2 separate regions of the Homo sapiens genome follow, and region 2 is linked to region 1. The links are chromatin contacts, found by Hi-C in ENCODE. All regions are on one chromosome and are shown on one strand. Each heading gives the region's core, a stretch centred on a gene start or an enhancer-like site at or near the end of the contact. The rest is flanking DNA. Distances are from core to core; before and after follow the strand shown. Region 1 has its middle 22 kb from the start of FAM201B. Region 2 holds the start of GPR39 (G protein-coupled receptor 39).

Evidence for each region. A loop is a pair of places that touch in the nucleus more often than their neighbours do. Pooled maps may share reads with other maps.
Region 2: a loop to region 1 is called in a map of Calu3, with 4 times the contacts of the local background. The contact joins the promoter of GPR39 here to the enhancer-like site in region 1. A Hi-C loop is called at or near these places in 1 of 168 maps with a recorded cell type or tissue (Calu3) and 1 of 50 pooled maps.

The regions. Positions count from the first base shown.
Region 1 is chr2:132,373,030-132,377,086 of GRCh38, forward strand. No RefSeq gene overlaps it. Among named protein-coding and RNA genes, the nearest start is that of FAM201B, 22 kb to the left of the region's middle. Within about 2 kb of position 1,787, at least 4 of the 41 ENCODE cell types and tissues checked have a DNase peak (open chromatin) inside an H3K27ac peak, as active enhancers do.
Region 2 is chr2:132,414,670-132,418,726 of GRCh38, forward strand. GPR39 (G protein-coupled receptor 39) reads left to right here and starts at 2,136. Exons shown (of 2, transcript NM_001508.3): 1 at 2,136-3,229. The coding sequence starts at 2,374. It overlaps LOC124905948, which reads right to left and starts at 2,375. Exons shown (of 4, transcript XM_047446885.1): 1 at 2,237-2,375; 2 at 751-1,867. The coding sequence starts at 2,375. The coding sequence ends at 1,146. RefSeq lists an enhancer at 1,767-2,061 and a silencer at 1,767-2,061.

The sequences.
Region 1 (4,057 bases), core at 537-3,036:
ACCAGAGATCTCCATTGACTCTTGTGAAACTGGGTGAATGAAAATCCTTTGCGTTGGTGCTGTTACCAGAAAGGGGTCCTGATCCAGACCCCAAGAGAGGGTTCTTACATCTCATGCAAGAAAGAATTCGGGGTGAATCCACAGAGTAAAGTGAAAGCAAGTTTATTAGAGAAGTAAAGAAACAAAAGAATGGCTACTCCATAGACAGAGCAGCCCTGAGGGCTGCTGGTTGGCTATTTTTATGGTTATTTCTTGATTATATGCTAAACAAAGGGTGGATTATTCATGAGTTTTCCAGGCAAAGAACCTGGAGTTCCTGGAACTGAGGGTTCTTCCCCTTCTTAGACCGTAAAGGGTAACTTGCAGACATGGCCATGGCATTTGTAAACTGTCTGTGGCACTGGTGGGAGTTCTTTAGCATGCTAATGTATTATGATTATTGTATAATGAGCAGTGAGGCTGACCAGAGGTCACTTTAGTCACCATCTTGGTTTTGACAGGTTTTGGTTGGCTTCTTTACTGCATCCTGTTTTATCAGCAAGGTCTTCGTGACCTGTATTTTGTGCCAACCTCCTATTTCATCCTGTGACTAAGAATCCCTAACCTCCTGGGAATGCAGCCTAGCACGTCTCAGCCTCGTTTTACCCCACTCCTATTCCTGGTAGAGTTGCTCTAGTTTGAATGCCTCTGATAGTACCAGTGCCCCATCTGTCGGTGAAGTGACAGGGATCACTGAAGGTCCACAAGAGAATTTCTCAGCTGCAGCACCTGATTAAAGCCTTCTTCCCTGGCAACATTCATCTCAGTGACTGGCATTCTGTGTGGCAAGCAACAGGATCTAGACCACACTCTTAGTGTTTTGGTGACAAGAGTTCATCACGCTACTCAGAACTGCATGTAATTTAAAATGTATGCATTGTTCATTCCTGGAATTTTTCATTTACTGTTTTCTGACTATGATTGACTGTGGGTAACTGAAACCATAGAAAGAGAAACCACAGATAAAGGCAGACTACCATAGTCAGAGGTTGTCAGAATGTTAATCTTAAATAATGAGATTCAGAAAAGATGATTAAGTATAGAGTTTATTTGAGCACAAAGCTTGGGAATGGCCACCCACAAAAGCACTGACTCCAGACAAATAGGGTCAGCATTTGATAAGTGGGGAAGCTAAAGTTTCAATTATATAGGCAAAGACAGAGAAATTCTAGCAGGATTACAACATTTTCCATATAAGATCAGGTATACATGCCATAGCAATTTGATTGTTTACAGATTGCCACATTCCAATAGAGATTACTTTATTACTCTTTGAGGAGGGGCAGTAATCTGAGGGTGTCTTATTTCCAGCACTGCTTGGTCTTTTTAATTATTTACAGAAACAAAAGGAAGAATTTGCAGCTGGATGTCATGTGACTCAGGTTTTATAGGCACATTCAAGACTCAGTATAATTTAAAGTCCCAACAGCTTTAAGTTTGAACTATTTAATTTCACAGCCTAAAATATTTCCTGTCTTAGAAATAAACATTTCATAAGTTTTAAATTGCATGCTGTTCTGAAATCTTGTTACAAAACACCAGAGATTTGTTCTAGGTCCTGTTGCTCACCACACAGAAAACCAGCCACTGAAATGAGTGTCGTCAGGAAAGAAGGCTTTAATCGGGTGCTGCAGCCAAGAAGAGTGGGAATGAGTCTCACATCCATCTCTCTGATGACTAAAATTGGGAGGTTTGTATAGTGGAGAAGGAGGGAAAACAGGAATTAGGGAGGAGTAAGGAAGCAGTTATGATGGATTAAGGGTCTGATGACTCACTGCCTAGATGCAGTGATCTGATGAGTTTCAGTTCATCTCCTGAGGAAGGAACTCAGATGAGACAAATGTAAGTTTGAAGTGTTAAGACCAAGGAGAATCAGCTTCTATGTTTATTCAAAAAACTGTAAATATTAGTTCCATGAGACAATTGAGGCAGTTTCAATCTTCACTTTCTATGTATCAATTCCTCAGTCATGGGGAATCTGCTGGTCATTTCTTTTGGCTGCTTCCTGCGGAAGAGGGGGCATTGTGGGATGATCATGAGGAATGAAAACATTACCCCTGTAAATGGAAGTACTCATGAGTACCTGGCTGGCATCCAGCTTGTTGAAACACCATGTGACTCCAATTGTGTCTTGTTATAATAAAAGAAAACAGATTCTTACTGAAATTAGGGAAATAGCTATATTGCCACAGATTAAGAATATTCAGAAATAGTTTCTGAATTCTGGAGAATTCAAGTAGAGATAGAGAAATATGCATCAGGTTTTGTTTACAAGGCTAAAATAGCTTAAAAAAAGAATTTTTCTTGACTCTGAAAAACAAAACAAAAAGAATTAGCAATGTTTGAAAGAAAAAAGCCACAAAAATTATTTCAGTTCTCTAATAGTTCAGTGCATGCAATTGACTCTTGTATTTGCTTCATATTGGGTTAACAATCTTCATGAACAAAAACAGCTCTGTAATTTTAGTCCTGGCCATTTCTTTTTTTAGTCCAATGGCATAATCACCAAAGTTATCAGAAATCTATATTCAAGAGTCTTTTTCATGGAATCTCCTAAAGAAGTAAGTTGTTTTTTAAAAAAACAAAAACAGGCCGGGTGCAGTGGCTCACGTCTGTAATCCCAGCACTTTGGGAGGCCGAGGCGGGTGGATCACCTGAGGTCAGGATTTCGAGACCAGCCTGGCCAACATGGTGAAACCCCGTCTCCACTAAAAATACAAAAATTAGCTGAGCATGGTGGCAGGCATCTGTTAACCCAGCTACCTGGGAGGCTGAGGCAGGAGAGAGAATCACTTGAACCCGGGGGGTAGAGGTTGCAGTGAGCTGAGATTGTGCCACTGCAATCCAGCCTGGGCAACAGAGCGAGACTCCATCTCAAAACAAAATCAAAAACAAAAAACCAAGACATTTATTCTCTCATGGTTTTTGAGGCTAGAAGTCCAGAATCAAAGCATTAGCTGAGCTGGTCCTTTTTGCAGGTTCTGATAGAGAATTCTGTGCCTTTCACACCACTTTCAGTGGTTGCTGGCAATGCTTGGCGTGGCTCGGCTTGTAGCTGTATCACTGCAATTTCCTCCCTCAGCTGCCCATGGCATTCCACTCTCTGCATCTCTGCATGTCCTTCTTCTTCTCATAAGGGGTCAGTTATCAGATTTAGGGCCCACCTAAAATGATCCTATTTCCAAATAAGGTCACATCTTGACGTTTTGGATGGACACAAATTTTGGAGGGACACTATTCAACCCATTACAATAGTCATCCAGGAACTATCAATGACCCTACTATAATTAAACTACCAATGTTTACACATTCTTCTTTTGTCCGTAGAGATACAGTGACTATAGCAAATTCTTTGGTAATTTCCTAATCCAGAAATGGTGTGGATATTCAGAAATCTAGATCAGCTTTACTCTGTATATGTGTAAGAAAATTTCTAAGACTAAGAAGTAAGTTTTGGACTGTAGCTGATTATAAGCTGCTTTTTGAGAAGAATCAAAATGAAGCAATAATTGTGGATGACAAAAGTCTTAGGACAGCCATAGTTAAAAACACAGTTGACAAAGAAATTTGGTTATTTCTGTGTCATACAACAATTTAACATAGTAATCATTATTACTATCACTGATAACATATACTAAGACATATAAGAATTTTAGGAATCTCATACAACTTTGGAACACATTAATAACATATTTATATAAATATAACCCAAAGAAAGTTAAATACAACTTCATATTTGATAATGTTTTCTGTATAATTTTGACATATCAAATAAGCTTACATGTCTCTCTTGGACTTTGGGGGAACTTAATATCTCAAAAGTTAGTTTGAGGTAAAAAAAAAAAAAACTGAATTAGAACTTGAGATTTTTGCTTTGCAAGTTTGTCAAATATCAAAGATCTAAAGCACTTGATATTCCCAAATAGGATCACAGGTCATTCATCTAGCCAAAATGACAATTCAAAGATTTCAAAAAAATGATAACATTTATTCTTTGATAGAGAGGAGACTCAGTTTC
Region 2 (4,057 bases), core at 886-3,385, 42 kb after region 1:
TTTGGGAAGCCGAGGTGGGCAGATCACCTGAGGTCAGGAGTTCAAGAGCAGCCTGGCCAACATGGTGAAACCCTGTCTCTACTAAAAATACAAAAAATTAGCCGGGTGTAGTGGCACGCACCTGTAATCCCAGCTACGCAGGAGGCTGAGGCAGGAGAATCACTTGAACCCGGGAGGCAGAGGTTGCCAGTGAGCCGAGATGGCGCCATTGCACTCCAGCCTGGGCAAAAAGAGCAAAACTCCGTCCCCTCCCCCCCCCAAAAAAGTACAGTCCCATGTTTCTATGTGCACCATTCAGGATGAATTTCCTAAGCACCTACTGCATTCCCAGAATTAGGAGTACAAACTCAGGGGTCAGACTGATCTGGATTAATTTCCAAGTCTGTCACTAACCATTTTTTAAAAATCATATATATTTAAGGTGTGCAGCATGATGTTTTGATATACAAAGTGAAATGATTACCACAGTCAAGCAAAGTAAGGTGTCTGTCATCTTCCACAGTGACTTTTTGTGTGTGTTGCACCTAAAATGGACTCTCTCTGCAAATTTTCAATCTACATTGCAACATTATTAACTGTTGTCCTGTGGCTGTATGATAAATCTGTAGACTTATTCATTTTGTCCTTTGACCTACATGTCCCCATTTCCTCTCCCTCCCAGGCCTTGGTAACCACCTTTCTACTCTTTGTTTCTATGTATTTAACTTTATTTTATATTCCACATCTGAGTAAGACCTTGCTCTCACTCACTCTTTTATGGCCTTGGGGAAGCATAGGTCCTCCAGACAGCAGAATTGCTTCATCTTTAAAATGATTGCATCGATGTGGCGATTGGGATAATTCAGAGATGTTTTCAGCACAGAGGGCTTGTGCTAGGCCCCTAGAATGTACAGATAAAGGGGATCCATGTTCTTCCTTTGAGGCAGAGGTTCTGACTTTGACTTTGCCACTCCCTGGCAAGGGGCATTTAGCAATGTCTGGAGACATTTGGCTGTCCCTATGGATGTGTGTATGCAGGTGCTAAACATCCTAGAACGCATAAGGCAGCCTTCCTCCCCCTTCATTGCTCATTCCCTCTGATTGTGGAATTAAAAGACGAAAATGGGTCCATTCGAGGGAAAAGGTCATGATCCTTAATGCTGTTTTTACATGACGGCCTTGTCAGAGCCTTCAGCTCCTCCTGCTGTCTTCGACGTTCTAGGCACAGCTCCCTCCGGAGGGCATGCTTCCCACCTGGGGCTTGCTGGCGGAGTGCCATCCTCATCCATATACATGTCCCCAATTAAAAGACGTCCCGCTGCCGGGAAAGCGGCTGCACCTTGGAGCGAAACTGAAAGAAGAGACCCCGGGGTCTTCGCGTCCCTCCGTGGGAAGGCGAGGCAGGGCCCTGCGCAGAACACCGGCAGGCTCTGGGGAAAGGCAGGGATTCTATAGTGAATCCTGCAAGCCTGCTTGGGGCCGACTTCCTGGAGCAGCGGCTGCAAGCAGCGCAGAGCCCAGCTGTCCTTGGCAAACACCCCACAGAGGAGGCGAGGGCTTGCTGGCTCCTCTGGGACGCCCCGGTCAAGCCACCACCAAACGGGCCGTGACCTCGCCTTCGAAGGGGGCCCCCAGGGCAGCGGTGGACGTGGGGGCAGTGCGGGCGAGAGGAAGTTTGTCTTTCTCCCAGCTCGGGAGGGTCGCCAGCTTCCCCGGGGCTGCACCTCCTTGGGACGCTTGTCGGGTTGGAGCGCCGCAGCTGCCTCTGCGGCTGCCGCCTGGGTGACGGAGGGTGGGGCGGGGGTGGGTCGCTCGTAGCTCGAGAGCCACGATCTGATTTCAGGGACCGTGCCTATGTGCTGAGTCAAACCCCGCCGCTGGGCTGGGTCTGCAGCCGGGCCGCTGAGCACAATCCGCTGTGGTTAATGATTAATCGCTGACCACCCCGCCTCCCGCAGCTCGGGAGAGGGTGCTCTGGGAATGTGGACCGGGGCTCTCAAGTGCCGGCAGCTGGAAAGGAAGAGGAGTGCTGCGAGGCGGAGTGCGCCCTCGGCGAAGAGGGGCAGAGGCGGAGCGCCAGGTGCTGCGGTCTCACTCCCAGCCAGCCAGGAGTTTAGAACGTTCTTCCTCCGCCCTCTCCCCGCCTCGCCCCAGCCACATACACTCCCAAACCTCAACACCCAGGCGCCTCCTGGGCCTCTCCTAGGTTGGGCTGCTCCAGCAAGTTTCCATGAAAGCACCTGAAATACTAAGTTACCTTCGCGAGGAGAACTCGAGTGAGATAAAATCGTGCGCCCACGCAGGTGAGTTTGCAGCCAAGAATTTTGGACGCTGCTGGGAGGAGAAAGGGAAGTTGAGAAAGTCTTTGGACCTGGTAGCCTGGTGCTCTTTCTCATGGCTTCACCCAGCCTCCCGGGCAGTGACTGCTCCCAAATCATTGATCACAGTCATGTCCCCGAGTTTGAGGTGGCCACCTGGATCAAAATCACCCTTATTCTGGTGTACCTGATCATCTTCGTGATGGGCCTTCTGGGGAACAGCGCCACCATTCGGGTCACCCAGGTGCTGCAGAAGAAAGGATACTTGCAGAAGGAGGTGACAGACCACATGGTGAGTTTGGCTTGCTCGGACATCTTGGTGTTCCTCATCGGCATGCCCATGGAGTTCTACAGCATCATCTGGAATCCCCTGACCACGTCCAGCTACACCCTGTCCTGCAAGCTGCACACTTTCCTCTTCGAGGCCTGCAGCTACGCTACGCTGCTGCACGTGCTGACACTCAGCTTTGAGCGCTACATCGCCATCTGTCACCCCTTCAGGTACAAGGCTGTGTCGGGACCTTGCCAGGTGAAGCTGCTGATTGGCTTCGTCTGGGTCACCTCCGCCCTGGTGGCACTGCCCTTGCTGTTTGCCATGGGTACTGAGTACCCCCTGGTGAACGTGCCCAGCCACCGGGGTCTCACTTGCAACCGCTCCAGCACCCGCCACCACGAGCAGCCCGAGACCTCCAATATGTCCATCTGTACCAACCTCTCCAGCCGCTGGACCGTGTTCCAGTCCAGCATCTTCGGCGCCTTCGTGGTCTACCTCGTGGTCCTGCTCTCCGTAGCCTTCATGTGCTGGAACATGATGCAGGTGCTCATGAAAAGCCAGAAGGGCTCGCTGGCCGGGGGCACGCGGCCTCCGCAGCTGAGGAAGTCCGAGAGCGAAGAGAGCAGGACCGCCAGGAGGCAGACCATCATCTTCCTGAGTGAGTCCTAAGTCGGGGGCAACACGTGAGCAGCTTCCCAACCTTCCCCCACGACCCGTGCCACTGCCTGTGGCCCTCTCCAGGGCAAGTCTTGCCCTAGAATTGCACACTTAAGTTTACTAAGGTGGAAGAGTCTTGTAGCAGTATGAGGGCATTGCTCTGGGTCTCTGAATGTTTCTTCTCTGTGTTTCGGGGATTCATGGTAGATTATGGTGAAAAGAGCACGAGACCAGAACCCAGAAGGTTTGGGTATATTCCAGAACATCACTGCTGTGACCTTTGGGAAGTCACAAAAATCTTTGGTAAAATGGGGACAATAATACTAGAGAATATGACGGACAAATTAGGTAATGCAGGACAGGTGAAAGTCCTTTGCAAAAGACCAAGTTCTGCAGAGATACAGGGAACCGTCTTATCTAGCTCTTTTACCCGGGGAAGACTTTCTTGTGCAATTAGATTTTGTTCCCATTTTTCTCCTCCTTTGGAGAAAGCAGGCTGTGAGCGACACACACTCTCGGGCTGCTATTTTATTCCTTGGAGCCTCTTCGACCCAATCTTAAGACATGGGAGCTCTCAGCACTCCCCAGGGCTTGGGTTTCTGCCACTGTGGGTCTGTTCCTTACCAGACCAGAGCAACCTGGCAGGACGGCCTGTTTATCTGATCCAGAAAATCTGGCTTCACCGATTCCTAGGATTTGAATAATCACCTCACAGACCCAATTCTTATGCTTGTTTTCCAAACTTTTGTTGTGATACAAGTATTTAAAGTTGAGGCCTCGTCTATTTAAAAAGAGCCCACAGGTCTGTTGACCCCAGAGCCTTCAGAAG